Regions from separate parts of the Homo sapiens genome. Here region 2 is linked to region 1. The links are chromatin loops, found by intact Hi-C in ENCODE. Cell type or tissue: stomach. All regions are shown on one strand. Each heading gives the region's core, and the rest is flanking DNA. Links, peaks and the distances in the headings are about the cores only.

What was found. A loop is a pair of places that touch in the nucleus more often than their neighbours do. Peaks named below come from ENCODE experiments on the same cell type or tissue, not always from the same donor. Only the 100,000 strongest peaks of a DNase experiment are listed, where the experiment ranks them.
Region 2: a loop joins it to region 1, with 2.3 times the contacts of the local background. A loop is called at or near these places in 10 of 110 quality-filtered maps.

The regions. Positions count from the first base shown.
Region 1 is chr1:225,781,156-225,790,112 of GRCh38, forward strand. It overlaps SRP9 (signal recognition particle 9), which reads left to right. Exons shown (of 3, transcript NM_003133.6): 2 at 2,145-2,213; 3 at 8,085-8,957. The coding sequence ends at 8,204. Among named protein-coding and RNA genes, the nearest start is that of SRP9, 7.8 kb to the left of the region's middle. RefSeq lists an enhancer at 394-893. In stomach, for the core only: no CTCF peak of the experiment used is centred there; no DNase peak of the experiment used is centred there.
Region 2 is chr1:225,860,117-225,869,073 of GRCh38, forward strand. TMEM63A (transmembrane protein 63A) reads right to left here. Exons shown (of 25, transcript NM_014698.3): 7 at 7,772-7,914; 8 at 6,996-7,047; 9 at 6,458-6,566; 10 at 5,781-5,851; 11 at 2,655-2,735; 12 at 2,339-2,462; 13 at 2,102-2,235; 14 at 744-881. Among named protein-coding and RNA genes, the nearest start is that of TMEM63A, 18 kb to the right of the region's middle. RefSeq lists silencers at 4,060-4,260, 4,399-4,599. In stomach, for the core only: no CTCF peak of the experiment used is centred there; a DNase peak (open chromatin) is centred at 4,365; H3K27ac peaks cover 3,298 bases.

The sequences.
Region 1 (8,957 bases), core at 545-8,544:
CCACCTCCTTTTTTAGACTTTCCTTTTTCCCAGTCTAAGTTACTTGTTTTCTCTCTTTAGCATTTTATCTGTATATCCCTTTATAGGACTTAATTCATTCTGTCCTTGTGTTTTGGTTATTTTTGGTAAAGAACCTTGATTTTTCTTTCTTTATGGCATCTGACATGGTGACTTGGCACCCTCTAAATTACCAAATGGACCCTTTTATAAACACGATTGGCCTTTTTTCTTTTCTTTTTCTTTTTTTTTTTTTTTTTTTTTGAGACAGAGTTTTGCTTTTGTTGTCCAGGCTGGAGTGCAGTGGTGCAATCTCAGCTCACTGCAACCTCCGCCTCCCGAGTTCAAGCGATTCTCCTGCCTCAGCCTCCCGAGTAGCTGGGATTACAGACACCCACCACCATGCCCAGCTAATTTTTGTATTTTTAGTAGAGACGGGGTTTCACCATGTTGGCCAGACTGGTCTCGAACTCCTGACCTCGTGAGTGAACTCCTGCCCTCCCAAAGTGCTGGGATTATAGGCATGAGCCACTGCACCCAGCCATGATTGGCCTTTTAACTCTCATTTCTCCTAAATGAAACCAGTGAGTGTTCCTTTAACTGAGAGTTAAAACTTCACATAGTTGTCATGCTTAGTATATTTTTAAGTGTTTCGTTTCTAGAGAACTGAATTTTTAAAATGTGTAAAACTGAATTTACTAGATAAATAAATAGAATCAGGTATTCTAAAGATAATTAACCTAGTTACTACTATTTATACCTGCTTAAATGCTTGATGAGTTCCCTTTCCTCCTTCACTCAGACAAATCGCATATAGTGATGTAACTTTTTTTTTTCAGTCTCAGGAATGCAAAGACCGTAATGGGGAAAGCTGTAGGTTGCAGTTCCATTAGCCCTTTTTATTTAGTTTCCAGAATTGTCTTGAGGCCTCTGGTGCTAGATTGTAACCATTTTAAAATTATGTTTCTGTTCTGGCTTGTAGATAAGTAGCAGTTTTTATTTTATTTTATTTTATTTATTTATTTTTTTTGAAATGGAGTCTCGCTCTGTCCCCAGGCTGGAGTGCAATGGTGCGATCTCGGCTCACTGCAAGCTCCACCTCCCTGGTTCACACCATTCTCTTGCCTCAGCCTCCCGATTAGCTGGGACTGCAGGCACTCATCACCACGCCCGGCTAATTTTTTGTATTTTTTAGTAGAGACGGGGTTTCACCGTGTTAGCCAGGATGGTCTCAATCTCCTGACTTTATGATCCACCCGCCTTGGCCTCCCAAAGTGCTGAGATTACAGGCGTGAGCCACCGCGCCTGGCCGATACTTAGCAGTTTTTAAAACAGCTAGCTAAACAAGAGTTACTGATACTGGTTAGGGAAAAACTGCGATACACTGTGCTTGAATCCATCACTGAAAAAAAATAATGTTCGTGGAAGTGTTCTTGGGAGATGTCTTATAGGAATATGCTAATATCTAAATGCCTTGGCAATCTGTAGAATATTGAACATAAAGTATTGTGTAACATGGAACTTCAGTATAGGAGTTATTCTGGTTTTTGGAAAAGTTGTTGGTGGAGACTTCAAGGCAGAATTCTGCTTTTATGTAATAATGCGTTATGTTCTACCTTCGTGATAAAGACCTGATTTTGCTGAATATTTTAGTCTGAATCTGCTTGCTAAGATTTGTGGAAAAATGGAAAGTGTGAGTTGCACTGACCTGCAGCACTGTTTGCTAATGAATGGATTTGGACTTTTTAACTAGCCATTTCTGCTAAATGTTTTCCTCCCTTTCCTGTCATTCCTCTGTGGCTAGGTGTGTTGGTGTATATTCTTATTGGCAAGAAATGCCACCTTATAAGTCTCACAGACATTCCCTGAATGTGGATGTGTTTTGAGAATGTTCAGTACATCTCTTCAAACTGGCTGCAAATAAAATATCCAACTTTTTAAGTCTTAAATAAATGGTAGCAAAGGAATGAACTAAAATAGCTGATTTTTTTTTTAACTTCATTTCGGTTTAGTTTATAGTAAAAATGCCTTTAGATGTTTGGGGGTATTTATTCTAAAAGGATCCTTTTCAGCCTACCTGAAGACTAAATTATTTATAAGAAATGTCATTTGTCTTCACTGTTTCTAAATATGTATTTTTGTTTCAGGCACGTGTGGTTCTCAAATATAGGCATTCTGATGGGAACTTGTGTGTTAAAGTAACAGATGATTTAGTTGTAAGTATACATTTTTATTTGTTACATACTTTCAGATTTGTTTGAGTTAATTATTTGTTTGAAATTATTTACTTAGAGTTTATGGAGATTACCCATTAGGATGCTTATTTTGCATTTCATTTAAAGATGAAGAACCTCATTCTAGCAGCTACTTTTATAGACCCTCAGGAAATTATTTAACCTGCTTTCTTAATGCATTATGTCAAGTGTCTTTAATAAGTGCTGTCTTCAGACCTTAAGCAACAGAAATGTAGAGACCAAATTGGATGTAAGGGAGTAAAAGTTTCCTTTAAATGACAGTGTTTGAACACAACTTACAGGCTTTATTGTATTTCCTGTCTTTGATATGCTCATTCTTGTTACTTCCTCATATCCCATTCATTCCTTAACCCTCTGCCATTTGTTTTCTGCATATGGTACTCCAGCGAAACTGCTCTTTGTGAGAGCACATCAGCAGCTCCTTTCTTTTCAAACCCAGTGGTCTTATTATTCATATGTTATTTGACCTCCTTGCTGCTTTTGATACAGAAGCCCACTCTTTCATAGAAATAATTATTTTGGCACTTGTGGTTCTGTTTTATCTTGGCCTTACTATTCTGTGTTTCTGTTGTTTCATTCTTCTTTGCTGATTGTTTTTTTTTTGATGTGCCCCATATATATGTGCTTCTCTAGGATTCTGTCCTTGATTGTCTTTTCATAACAGCTTCTGGAGCAGTTCATTTAACTGAGTCTAATACTGCATCTGTCTATGTCTACTTGCAAATGTGTGTTTAGTTCATATTCTTCTGACTTTCTGACTAGCATCTGTATCTCACATACCCTCAAAATTCACTTATCTACAGTGGAGTTTATCACCTGTTCTTTTTTTTTTTTTTTTTTTTTTTTTTTTTTTTTTTGAGACGGAGTCTTGCTCTGTCGCCCAGGCTGGAGTGCAGTGGTGTGATCTCGGCTCACTGCAAGCTCTGCCTCCCGGGTTCATGCCATTCTTCTGCCTCAGCCTCCCGAGTAGCTGGGACTACAGGCACCCACCACCACGCCCAGCTAATTTTTTTTTGTATTTTTAGTAGAGACAGGGTTTCACCATGTTGGCCAGGATGATCTGGATCTCCTGACCTCGTGATCCACCCGTCTCGGCCTCCGAAAATGGTGGGATTACAGGCATGAACCACCCCACCCGGCCTATCATCTGTTCTTAAACTAGCTCTTTCTCATGCCTGTAATCCCAGCATTTTGGAAGGTCAAGTGGGCAGATCACAAGGTCAGGAGATCGAGACCATCCTGGCTAACACGGTGAAACCCCATCTCTACTAAAAATACAAAAAAATTAGCCAGGCATGGTGGCGGGCACCTGTAGTCCCAGCTACTCAGGAGGCTGAGGCAGGAGAATGGCATAAACCTGGGAGGTGGAGCTTGCAGTGAGCAGAGATCGTGCCACTGCACTCCAGCCTGGGTGACACAGCAAGACTCCATCTCAAAAAAACAAACAAAAAAACTAGCTGCTTCTTCTGTTCCTACCTTCCTACCTTTAGTTGCATTATTTTCCACGTGGTCAGAAATCTGGGGATTTTTTTTAATTAAAAAAATTTTTTTAGAGACAGGATATCGCTATGTTGCCCAGGCTGGTCTTGAACTCCTGGCTTCAAGCAGTCCTCCCACTCAGCCTCCCAAGTTGCTGGGATTACACACATGGGCCACAGTGCACAGCCCAGAGTGATTTCTATTTAGACGGAGTCTCGCTCTGTTGCAAGGCTGGAGTGCAGTGGGCGATCTCTGCTCACTGCAGCCTCCACCTCCTGGGTTCAAGTGATTCTCCTGCCTCAGCCTCCTGAGTAGCTGGGACTACAGCCGTGCACCACCACGCCCAACTAATTTTTTTTTTTTTTTTTTTTAGTAGAGACGGGGTTTTCACCATGTTGACCAGGATGGTCTCCATCTCTTTACCTCATGATCCACCCACCTTGGCCTCTGAAAGTGCTGAGATTACAGGGGTGAGCCACTGCGCCTGGCCTTTTCTTTTTATTTGTTTGTTTGTTTGATGGAGTCTCGCTCTGTCGCCCAGGCTGGAGTGCAGTGGCGCAATCTCGGCTCACTGCAAACTGCCTCCTGGGTTCACGCCATTCTCCTGCCTCAGCCTCCTGAGTAGCTGGGACTACAGGCGCCCGCCACCACGCCTGGCTAATTTTGTGTATTTTTAGTAGAGACGGGGTTTCACCCTGTTAGCCAGGATGGTCTCGAACTCCTGACCTCGTGATCTGCCCGCCTTGGCCTCCCAAAGTGTTGGGATTATAGGCGTGAGCCACTGTGCCTGGACTTTTTTTTTTTTTTTTTTTTAAAGAAGGAGTCTGGCTCTATTACCCAGACTGGAGTGCAATGGTTCATTCTTGGCTCACTGCAACCTCTGCCTTCCGGGTTCAAGCAATTCTCCTGCCTCGGCCTCCCAAGTAGGTGGGATTACAGGTGGGCACCACCACACCCAGCTAATTTTTGTATTTTTAGTAGAGATGAGATTTCACCATGTCGCCCAGGCGGCTGGAGTTGAACTCCTGACCTCAAGCGATCCACCCACCTCGGCCTCCCAAAGTGCTGGGATTACAGGTGTGATCCACCACGCCCAGCCCCAGAGTGATTTCTGAAAGGCTAATTTGATTGTTACTCCCTTGCTTAGAAACCTTTAAACTCCACCCTTGCATCCTCTCTAATCTCTGTCATTTCTGTATTATGTAAGAGCTCCTTTAATGTGCTGTGATGTGTTAGGCCTCAGTGCTTTCAAACATTCTGTTTCCTCCTTTGCAATATTGAATCCCACCTCCACCCCTAATGTGGCCAGACTGCTGCTTATCTTTCAAAACCCAACTTGAGGATTACTTCATTTCTTGCTTTTCATTTTGGCTTTTTGTGCTGTATCACAATTCTTTTATCACATTTGTCTTTTTAATAGACTGCCCTTCAAGACAATAGAGATAGATCAGTAATATTCTTACATGTCTTATTTCCATTGCCTACTATGATGTCTTGACCCAGAGAGCACTCAGTAAACATTTTTTAAATAGTTAGTTCTTTTGAAAATTTTATAGAGTGATTTTAAAAATCACTTTTTGTCTTTGGTCATATATTGTATTTGTGTTCAGGGTTCCATTATGATGAGACTGCATGAAGTTAGACCTTTTAGTGATTACCATGTCTTCTAAGAACCAATTGAATGTAGTGAGTAGCTAAACATGTGGAAAAGGAAGAGTGAATCGAGATGTAGTATACTAGACATAGATTGAAGAGATGTGAATCCTAGCTTAGTCATTTACTAGCATTTTGGCCTTGGAAAAGTTTAGGCCAAAAATTTAGCCTTCTGGTCTCAATTTCCTCATCTGTAAAGTATCATAGTGATAGTAAAAAAATATATGAAAGTATCTAACATGAGTGCTTACCCTTGGTAGATTGAGTACATGTATTCTTTTGTTTGTTGATTGGTTGGTTGATTGCTTTTTTTTTTTTTTAGAGACAGTGTCTTGCTCTATTGCTCAGGCTGCAGTGCAGTGGCATGATCATAGCTCACTGCATCCTCGACCTCCTGGGCTCAAGCGGTCCTCTTGCTTCAGCCTCCTGAATAGCAGAGACTACAGGTGTGCACCACCACACTCAGCTAATTTTTAAATTTTTTTGTCAAGACAGGGTCTCATTATATTGCCCAGGTTGATCTGGAACTCCTGGACTCAAGCCATCTTTCTGCCTTAGCCTCCCAAACCACTGGGATTATGGGTGTGAACCACTAAGTACTTCTTAAATCTTGACATTCCACACAGAAAAATTTTAATTGTGATTGTCACAGAGTGGTTAGGTATACTTGCTGAAGAAAAACCCCTATGTCCTGTCTTAAAAATAGGGGAATAGGCCGGGCGCGGTGGCTCGTGCTGGTAATCCCAGCATTTTGGGAGGCTGAGGTGGGCGGATCATGAGGTCAGGAGTTCGAGACCAGCCTGACCAACACAGTGAAACCCCGTCTCTACTAAAAATACAAATATTAGCATGGTGGTGGGTGCCTGTAATCTCAGCTACTTGGGAGGCTGAGGCAGGAGAATCGCTTGAACCTGGGACTGGGAGGCAGAGGTTGCAATGAGCCAAGATTGTGCCACTGCACTCTAGCCTGGGTGACAGAACTAGACTCGGTCTCAAAAAAAATAAAATAAGGGAATAAATGCAGAACGAATTTTAATACAAAAGGCCTTATCTCCAATTGATGGCTCTTTTTGCCCTGTTAATGATTGAATATAATTAAGGATCCATGTTAACTTCGACTTTTTTATAATCCCATGTATCCATCATTTTTCTAATCCCATAATTGATTTAGAATACTGTCTTCTATGGACCTAAAATCTTTTTCTGTCAGAAATTTCAGTGAGAAGGTATGTACATTCTCTCATAGGACATGTGCTAAAATTTTGATGATGAAGATTAATATGGCCTTTTTACAAGATTGCCGCACAAATTTGTACAATGCGTGGATAAAAATTTTTTTAAGTGAGTTGTTTAAAAGGCTCACTTAAAAAAATCAGTTGGGCATGATGAGGTTGAACTTCAAGTTATTTAAGTTGTTGACTTTTATTATAGGATCATTAGTTCCTGTTGTTTAAAACTCATGTGAACCTTTAAGATGGGCTGAAGAAAAGTGGATCTGTACTACAAAATGAGGAAAGGGCTGCCAGCTTAAAGTTGCTGTTTTTGAAGATTCTACAACAGATGGCTTTATGACCAACCATAAGCAGATCTTAAGTATCTAGTGAAGAATTTAACTGCTAACAAGGAAGAATTTGGTTTGATTTAAAAGTAATATCTTCAAGCCTGGGCAACATGGAGAAACCCCGTCTCTACTAAAAATAGAAAAATTAGCTAGGTGTGGTTGTGTGTGCCTGTAGTCCCAGCTACTCAGGAAGCTGAGGATCGCTTGAGCCCAGGACGCAGGTTGCAGTGAGCTGAGATTGCACCACTACACCCCCAACCTGGGCCACAGAGTGAGACACTGTCTCAAAAATACATACCTTCAGCAAATCAAGATTTTTTTTTTTTTTTTTTTTGAGACGGAATCTCACTCTGTCGCCCAGGCTGGAGTGCAGTGGCATGATCTTGGCTCACTGCAGCCCTCACTCCTGGGTTCAAGCGATTCTCCTGCCTCAGCCTCCTAAGTAGCTGGGATTACAGGCACACGCCACCACGCCCAGCTAATTTTTGTATTTTTAGTAGAGACGGGGTTTCACCATATTGGCCAGGCTGGTTTCGAACTGCTGACCTGGTGGTCCGCCTGCCTCGGCCTCCCAGAGTGCTGGGATTACAGGCGTAAGCCACCACGCCTGGCCAAGAAAATCAAGATTTACCTGGTTTATGTGTTGACCAGCTATACACAGAGAATTCTAGATTTTTTTCTAAAAATTATTATCAAACCCCCAATTTCACCAGTAGAAAAAGAGATCTTAAGATTTCTGTGTTTTTTTTTCCAGCATAACTCAGTTACTTATGGCTGGGAGAAAATATGTAGGGAGATAATCTAATACCTAATTCGAAGGAAGAAAATATCTAATTCTAAGTCTTGAGTTCTTCTCATCAGACCATAGCAGGATTTAACATTTAACATTTTTCAGAAGCTTCTAATAGACTTCATTCAGTTTTTTGTCCACAGCAGTGGCATTTAAATTACTGTACTTTAAGACATGGAATTGCTGGAGGCTTGGAAACTTGAGTGCAATTTCCCTAGTACGACCTCCAAGGAGAATAGAGCAAAACAGTGGTAGGAAAAACTCTCAAAATTTTACCCAATTGTATGTTTTCTACATTGTCAGTATCTAGTTTTATATAGTTAATATGTACTTCTAAAATTTCTGACAGTGTTTGGTGTATAAAACAGACCAAGCTCAAGATGTAAAGAAGATTGAGAAATTCCACAGTCAACTAATGCGACTTATGGTAGCCAAGGAAGCCCGCAATGTTACCATGGAAACTGAGTGAATGGTTTGAAATGAAGACTTTGTCGTGTACTTAGGAAGTAAATATCTTTTGAATTAGAGAAAGTGTTGGGACAGAAAGTACTTTATGTAACTAAGTGGGCTGTTCAGAAGCTTAGAGGTCATTTTTTGTAATTTTCTTTTTAATTACTTTAGAGAGCTAGGGATGCAAATGTTTTCAGTTAGAAAGCCTTTATTTACTTTTGGAAATTGAACAAGAAATGCATCTGTCTTAGAAACTGGAGATTATTTGATGTTAGGTAAAACATGTAATTGTTTCTCTGGCAAATTTGTATCAGTAATTTGAAAATGAGATATTAGGAAAAACCAATTCTTCTTAAATTTAGTTCATCTTTCTTTAAAAGAACATTAAATGTAACCATTTTGTCAGATCCATGTATTTTGGAGCATAAAATGTATGCTGTTGTGACCAATAAATATAAAATATGGTAATTGGAATTAACTCCACACCATAGTATGCATTGTTATACATACTGTGTACCTAATTATGTATAGCAGTGTAGTCTCAATTATATCTGAAAGTAATTGTGACTAACAAGTATGCTTTGCCTTATTTCCACATTTAAACTACCTGTTAATATAAGGGATTTGTAGTATCAGCTTGTTGAGCAATGACTTTGAATCTAGTTTTCAGTGATCAGAAGCAGCAGTTATTTGAGTGTATGAATGGAATGATGATCACTGTGCTATAATGTACTGAAACCACCATATTACAGAAATATTTACTACATATTTT
Region 2 (8,957 bases), core at 244-8,243, 79 kb after region 1:
CCTGAGTTTAGGAAGCCTTGTGAACCAAAGAGCAAAACTGTCAGAGGCAGAACTAGAACCGAGCAGAGGGGAGCACTTCAAGCTCATTCTGTGCAAGGAGCTGAGGCAGGGCTGGACAGGCAGCTGCGCTGGGGCTTGCGCTGGGTGCCCTTACCCTCAGCACAGCACTGGAGGCTCACCAGGGCCCCCATGGACACAGCTCAGCTCCCCAGCACGGCCCCAGGCTGACACTGGACCTAAGTAAGGCTGCACAAGCTGCATGCGGCTACTGAGCATTTTAAATGTGGCTGGTGTGAATTGAGAGGTGCTAGAAGTGTAAAATACACACCAGATATTGAAGACTAAGTGTGAAAAAGAGAATGTAAAACATCTCACATTTTTCAAAAATTGCATGTTGAAATAACAGTTTGGATATATTGGGCGAGATACATTATTAAAATTAATTTCAACTGTTTCTTTTTACTTTTTTAGCATGGCTATTAGGAAATTTAAAATTAGATGCAGAACTGGCATTATATTTCTGCTGGGTAGCACTTGAATGCTAGGGAGGAACACTGGAGGGAAGGGCTGGGCAGATACCCCAGTTGGGCCACACCGAGCACATCACAGCATCACAGCCCACAGAATTGCAGATGTGTGGAGATCTCCATTGACTGCCAGGTCACACCTGTGCTCCAGGTGATGGGCAGCTCCCACCAGGAACCCAGGCCTCTCTCCCACCTCTCCTTGGTCTAGGAGCTTACCAGCAGATGTCCTCAGGGTCAGCAGCAAAGGTGACTGTCCACTTGGAGGTATAGAGCTCCCTGCTATGGGAGGACGGCTGGGGCTCACCTTTGCACTGAAGGCTCTGACACTTGCAGGCATTGAAATCTTTCAGGATGCTGCAAGGAAATGTAGCAACAGCCAGGCCCAGGCTACTCAGGTTACCAAGCACACATGTGGCAAGTGGGGACTGAGTAGGAGTGGGAGGCAGTGGCATAGGACCTTTGCTTTGTTGTGATTAGTGTATTATGAGTAACGCTATGTAAGAGGTGCCACGCTAGCACAGTGTGTGGAGAATTTTGTTTAATCCTCGCAACCACCAGCAACAAAGGGAGTACGATTCCCATTTTACAGATAAGGAAACTGAGGGCAACACACTGCTCTTCCATAGGGCCATCCCCCTCCACCCTGCCTGTTAAGCTGGAGCTCTGATCAGTGCTACTGCCAGGCCAGTGGCTCAACTTTTCATTCTGTCACTTTTTCCCCAGGCCCAAGTGTAGCAATAGACCACGTTACACATTGCCTGTTCCCAAGCTTCCCTCCTCAGGGCTCCCACCTCGACCCTCACCATCTCAACAGGTCACAGCTTTTCCTCCTTTAACCTCCCGTAAGGAGCCCAGCAGCCCCTCTACTCCTGCCTCAGATGCCTTCCCCTTTCCTCCTGCCCCAGTGTCTGCAAGGAGGCAGGAAGTCCTGTGTGAGTCCATTCCTAGTGTCACAATGCCTGGGGCAGTGGCTGGACACCTTTCCACACCCCTCTCCCGACCCACCCTGTGCTGCTCCTAAGGCGAGATGACACTGAGACCACAGGCATGAGAGCCTAGAGTCCCATGCCAAGGGCCACTGTGAAAAGCCACTCCCCAGGGTCAAGCTCCCCACTGCAGTGAGCGCCCCAGCGTGCCCCAGGGGTCTTCCCCACAGCTTTGCATTTGTGGGAAGGTGGGGAGCCACAGACAGAAGGATCTGTGGCCCAGAGCAGATGTCTGAAAGGAGGGTGCCTCCATCTCCCCTGGGGCAAGGCTGGCACATGAAGCCAACAGGATGGGTCCAGGGCAGCAGGGAAGAGCCCAGCAGTGGGGCCAGGCCACATCAGCTCGAGGGGGTCAGCCAGAATCACCCACTCCGTGGCTGCTGCCCACACCCCCACCGCCTGTTACACAAACATGGGCTGGGCTGGCTGAAAGTGAGTGTGGGTAGCTGAGGGAGGAGAAGGAAACACCACAGATAAATCCCAGGGATGGTGGGTCAGCAGTACCATCTCCACTCGAGAGGGACAGTGAGTTATCTGGAGGGGAACAGGGAGTCAGCCAAGAAGGGGTCTGGATGTGCCTACACTCACTAGGTGGCCATGGACTTCTCCTGGAAGGTGACGAAGGCCATTCCCAGGGGCTGGTCCTGGACGTGGCGTTCTTCCTCTGTGATCCTCTCCAGCAGCCTGTCCTTCATCCGTGTGTAGTAAGAGATGGCGTCTTCCTGCCACAAGACACATCCCATTGGGATGACGTGGCCCCATGCTGGTATCTGGGGCACCCCGATGCCAATGCCTCTGCTCCCAGCCGGGGGGTGGGACCCTTACCCACTCACAGCCCAGCACTTCACAGCAGCAAAACTGGCCACAGGGCTTGGGGTTGATGAGGGTCCGCTGGCCTGTCTTCACCTGCAGGTTTGTGTAATAGGTCAGGCTCTTCTCAGTCTTCTTTCTGTAGGGGTGGGAGCGGGGGCACAAACCTCAGATTTAGAATCCTGTGGCAGGGACCCCCATACCCACAGTTCAACCATCGAACGCCAGGGGAGAAGGAGGGGTCCAGGGCCTCCCGCCTCCCTTCCTAGCTGGGAGATGCGAGGCCAGCAAGGAAGGAGGGGGCATCTTGCAAGGCCCGCCCACCACTCACTTCTCCTTGCACAGGTAGATCAGTTTGGCCACGTTGTAGCACAGCTGCACATCAACCACCTCACACGTGGGATACGCGTCCCTGTGGCCAGGGAGAGAAGGAGGCAAAAGACACCGTTGGAAAAGAAAACACCCCAAGCAGGAGACGTGCCCACGGATCCAAGGGAAAGGATGGCAGAGTGATCTCGCTGCTGGTTTCTGTGCCAGCGGAGACCTCTCTTCTCTTTGTCTTTTATCCTCCAAAAGGGGGAAATTTTGAAATTTAATACAAAGAGGGCTTTTGTTTTGTTTTGTTTTGTTTAGAGACAGGGTCTCACTCTGTCACCCAGGCTGCTGTACAGTGGCACAATCATGGCTCACTGTAGCCTCAACCTTCTGGGCTCAATCAATCCTCCCACCTCAGCCTCCTGAGTAGCTGGGGCTACAGGCACATGCCACCAGGCTGATTTTTATTTTTTGTAGAGACGGGGTCTCGCTATGTTGCCCAGGCTGATTTCGAACTTCTGGCCTCAAGCACTCCTCCTGTCTCACCCTCCCAAAGTGCTGGGATTGTAGGCGTGAGTCACTGCACCCCGCTAGCCTTTTTTAGTAGTATGAAGCTAACTGCCTGGAACTGACAAGTTTATACCCACTTGGCTTGGAATCAGCTGGCACTTCTCCTGGGGAAAAATGAACACATCACTATCCCCTCTAAAGACCCAAAGGAACAGATTTATTGTTTGTGCTAGGTCAGTATCTACCTTGAGCCATCACTGAAATCCTATTCAGGTAGCCTTTTTTAAGGTCACAGACCTTTCAGAGGGTCTAATGAAAGCAAAGGACCCTCAGACCAGAAAATATCTACACACATATTAACAACCAGCAAGGCCAGGTGCGGTGGCTCATGCCTGTAATCCCAGCACTTCGGGAGGCTGAGCCGGGTGGATCACTTGAGGTCAGGAGTTTGCGACCAGCCTGGCCAATGTGGTGAAACGCTGTCTCTACTAAAAATACAAAAATTAGCCAGGTGTGGTGGCACACACCTGTAATCCAGCTACTTGGGAGGCTGGGGCACGAGAATCACTTGAACCTGGGAGGCAGAGGTTGCAGTGAGCAAGATTGCCCCACTGCACTCCAGCCTGGGCAACAGAGTGAGACTCCGTCTCAAAAAAAAAAAAAAAAAAAAAAAAAACCCAGCAAAATACATACTCACTATTGACCAGGTATTGTTACATATATTTATTTATTTAATCCTCATCATAACCTGTGAGGTTTTGTCCCCATTTTACAGATGAGTAAACTGAGGCCGACAGAGGTAAGTGGCTTGTGCCCAAGATCACACAGCTAGTGAGTGTCTGAGCCAGGAGGTGAATACAGGCAACCTGGCTCCAAGGTCAATGCTCATGGCCACCATGCAATACCCCCTCACCATACACGCAAAATTATACATACAATTCCAGGGGATTCCAGAACCATGTAAATCCCCACCTACCACCTGCCAGGCACTGTTCTAGGTGCTGGTAACAGGGCCTGGATGTGCTTACATTTTAGTGAGAGAGACAGCCCATAGGTATATCAATCATGAAATTAAACAGTAGGACAATTTCTGGTCTCAATAAGAGCTGTGAGGAAGAAAACTGCAATTTAAGCATCCCTGCTTGAAAGGCAAATTCATACATCAATCCCCACGGACTGCAACAGCATTCACTAAAAAGGCCTCTTAAAATAGGGGAAAGCATGAGTCATGCAATGTTTGTATGAGAATGAGGAGACTTTTTTTTTCTCTTTAAAGTTATACATTAAGTGGAATTACTGTTTCCAGGTGTTGCCTAGCAGGCAACTTTGAGGAGTTGCTTCAAGGAAATACAGAAAAATGATTCTGGTATTGAGTATTTACATATTAGTAAATATTTCTAAAATACTTAGAGTTTCTGAAGAAGTTTTTCAAATTTTAAACATTCAGTTTACGATCCTGTCTAGCAATTTGCTTAGCAAGTGCTTTCTTCACAAATAGTGCAAAGTTAAAGTGCAGCCAACTCCTAGTCCATGCAACAAATTAGTGGCTGCTGTATTGATAAGGAATGAAGAGAGGCCGGGCATGGTGGCTCACGCCTGTAATCCCAGCACTTTGGGAGGGCAAGGCAGGAGGATCACTTGAGCCCAGCAATTCGAGACCAGCCTGGGCAACATAGCAAGACTCTATCTCCATAAAAAATTTAAAAATTAGCTGGGTGTGGTGCCATGTGTCTGCAGTCCCAGCTACTTGGGAGGCTGAGGCAGGAAGATGCCTTAAGTCCAGGAGTTGAGGCCGCAGTAAGCTATTATTGCACTACTGAACTCTAGCCTGGGCAACAGAGCAAGACCCTGTCTCTAAAAAAATAAGATTACAAAAAAAGGAATGAAGAAAGAATAAAATGTCAGCTCCTCAGCCCAGCCTTCAGGTCCTCCAGCATGGGGTCCTGGGAGCCTTCCCGGACTGCTTGCCCTGCCCCCCTGCACCCCACCGCCACCTTTCCTGATGCTCTGGGCCTTTCCCCGCATCCCTGGCTGCACACGTAATCTCCTCACAGGAAAGACTTTCCTCCAGCCTCCATCTGCAGGAATTGGTGGTGCAGATACTCAAAGGGAGCCGCTGGAAAGGAGGTTCTACCAGGGAGAGCCTGGACTCAGACACAGTGCTCACTCAACAGACACCCGCTCAGTGGGTGGACAAACGAACAAACGCAGAGATGGCCCCGAGGTCCTTCCACCTGTGAGACCCTAGCCCTGTGGGTCCATACAAATGCTCAGCTCACGTCTCTCTTATTCTGCAAAGGTGATGCTAAGAACCCCGGGGTCAACAATTTTTTCCCCCGTATGCTCTCAAGACGTTTATTCGCACCTACACCCTGGTCTGTGCTCTGGACACTGTGCACAGGCTGCTTGAAGAGGATAGGCCACCAGGGCGCTATTCACTGCACAGCACCAGCAGGGCTGGCACACAGGAGCCACTCCATACACGTGTGGCAGGGCCAGGTCCTTCTCAGATCTCACCTGGATACCCAAGCGAGAGACAGAAGGCGCTCACCTAAGGTGCTCGCCCTGCGGGTGGGGCTGTGTTGGTCCTACGTGGAGGGGGCTCAGCTCCCCTCCCACCCCACCTGCTTACCGGAAGTGGCTCTCCACAGTCTCCTTCCTGGCATCTCTGGGGAGTCCTGTGATGAACAGGGTCCGCCTCACCTGTCCGGGAAATACAGCAGGGAGAGAAGTCACCCACAAGCCAGTGTGCCGGTATGCTCAGGTTTCCTACCCAACTCCAGCCTCTGGAAAGTAAACAACAGGAAATCAGAAGGCTCCAGTTTTCTCCTTCTGTGGCCGGGGGAGCCCCCAAAGCATGTCATTTACACAGCGTCTTCTTCCAGGCTGTACAAAGAATCCACTTCCAAAGCAACTCTATGAGCCTTCTTTGCATGGCAGGAGACTGAGAAAGAGGGGAAGTGACTCAAATGCGGTCACACAGCAGATCAGAGGAGGACCCAGGCCTGGAACCAAGCCACAGAAGCTCCCCTCCCCTGTGAAGCTGTGGGCGGCAAAGAGAAAGGGCTGCTCTCAACCCAAATTTCTTTACTTAGCACCAGTAACTGTCCAAATCTTGAAACAATCCACCAGGAAACTGTTTTTTTTAAAGATGGTGCCAAGTGTGAGCAAGAATAAGCAAGCGGGGCTCCTGAGGCCCTCCCAGAGCTCATTGCAGTCAGGGCCTGTGGCAGAGCCTGGGAGGCCCTTCCACTCCGACTCCCACCTGAGTCCCTCCCAGCACATGTCCCTAAGTCCCGCCTCACTCACCAGGTTCTCCTCTTTGTACTTAATGGACTGAGTGTGGTGCCGCATGAAACCCACAGTGAGGAAGAGGTAAATGACAGCAAAGATGGTGTGCAGCCAAAGGAGGTCATTGCTGAGAGGGAAACCACCTGCCATCAGGGCTGGGATCCCAGGCAGGGAGCTGGGGGTGCAGAGCTGGGGCCTGGTTACCCTCAGTGGGCACTGAACTGAGGACCAACAGCTTCACTGCAAGAGATGCCTCCCACAGAGGTTGTGTGGCCAGCACCCCTCAGCCCACAGTGAATACTTCAGAGGGGTCCCCATCCCTGTCCTGACAAATGAACTCCAGATCCACAGGACCCTCCGTGTTTCTTAAAACCCTGGCAAAACAGTGTCTGCCTGTGGCGTGTTCATGCCCACAGCTCAACAACTCACTAGCTGCAAGGGGCCTTCAGATACCAGCCGGCCCCCTTTGGAGTACCTCTGGCCTGCCCCGGGCTCCTGACCTGCCTTCTCCTTGATCTCACCCATCAGCACCTATCCCCACGGGCTCCATACTCACTCAGTCTGTAGGTTTGCTATTGTTGTCCTCCCAAAACTATACGGGTCTTTGTCTGCAGAGAAGCACAGATACTTAGTTCCAGGGTCATGTGGGGAAGCAGGAGGGGGCGTAACCAATCAGCCTTGGTTTGTGGAGCTCTGGGGAGGAGGAGCATGTCTGGACCAGCAGGAAGACAACGTCTGACTGGTCTTTCCAGAGCTACACCATCAAGGCCTCTGCTTGAAACCAAAATGCTCCCTGATAACTTCTCAACCTTCCATTGCAGGTAAAGGCATAATGTGAATTCATTTTGTTTTGAGAAAACTAAAAACATCCTATGTTGTTACAAAACCAACGTTGGGAACCACTGGGTATCCTAAGTGGATTCATGGTGGCATTTTGGAAGGTGGATTCTTGCAGTTGCCCTTAGATATAATGCCACACCCTGATTTTAATTAAGTATCATGGATATCTTCTGGGTCCATTAATTGTGACCTCCTAATTTGGGTGAGGGCAGGAAAGTATAAAAGACTCTCTGATAGCCCCTGATTCTGTAAATCTTGGGGGGCTTTTTTCCCTATTTAAATAGAACCAGACATTGATATTGGGGCCCCAGTTTTAGCCTAGGTTTGCTCCAGATCTTTAATCAGATAGAAATGTTCAGAGTCACCCTGAGACCATCTTACATCTGAAGTGGGGCATGACTCCTGGGGTTCTGGTCTACCACAGTGAGCCCTTTCCCTAGGACTGCCACTCTGCCCCATTACAACATAGACAAGGGTGAGGAGGGTCATTACCCAGCAAGTCCCCTGAGAGGTTGACAGGCAGGATGACACACAGGGACAAAAAGCTGACCACCACCAACAGGAAGATGATGTGCCTCTGGAAGGACAGGTAGTGGATGGCGTCCTCCCCACACCATTCCAGGATCTGGTCATCACTGGCCAAGACACAGAGGAATCTTAATGAGCAGTGGAACAGGCCTCGGGGCTCTGCATGAAGTGTCTCATATCATCCTCACCACACTCTTATGAGATGGTTCGATCGCTATCCCCACATTTTTGTTCACATATGAGGAAATAAAGGCACAGGAAATTTGCATAACTTTCAGGATCTCACATGATATAAATTCCAGAGCCCGTCTTAGCCCCTGTACCATACTCGAGGTAAAGGAATACCAGCACTCCATCTGATGTTGCTAGAAACATTTGTGCCCAAGTTACGTGTGTGGGAAAGGTACGTAAATACAGTCATCTCACAGCCCTGTCCTGCTTCTAAGAAATCACATTCAGAATAAAGTTAGGGCTGGGCGCAGTGGCTCACACCTGTAATCCCAGCACTTTGGGAGGCTGAGGCAGGTGGATCACCTGAGGTCAGGAGTTCGAGACCAGCCTGGCCAACACGGTGAAACTGTCTCTACTAAAAAATACTAAAAAAAAAAAAAAATTAGCCAAGTGTGGTGGCACATGCCTATAATCCCAGCAACTCAGGAGGCTGAGGCAGGAGAATTGCTTGAACCTGGGAGGTGGAGGTTGCAGTGAGTCGAGATCCCACTACTGCAACTTCAGCCTGGGTGACACAGTGAGACTCCATCTCAAAAAAGAAAAAAAAAAAAAGAATAAAGTTGGGAATATGCCCAGGCCCCAGGCCCCCACCTGTTTCCTGTCTCCCCCTCAGATGGAGACCTGAGGTGGAGCCAAGAGTCCCAGTCCATCCTACCACCCTGGCCTCCTCCCTGTGTCCCCAGAGATGGGGAGGTGACTTGCTCCACCCTTTCCCACCCTTGGAGTGCTACACTTGGAGGCTCTGGGTCCACTGGGGACTCAGAAATTTCCAGGTTCACACAAGCCAGACTTCTGTGCTACAGAGGGAGAAGGGGCAGGGCACTCTGCTCTTTCCCACTCCCTGAAGGCGCTACTTCTAGGCTGGGAAAGCAGTGCTTTGGGAAGAGCTCAGGGGGGCAAGGGCTGCATCATAAAAAGG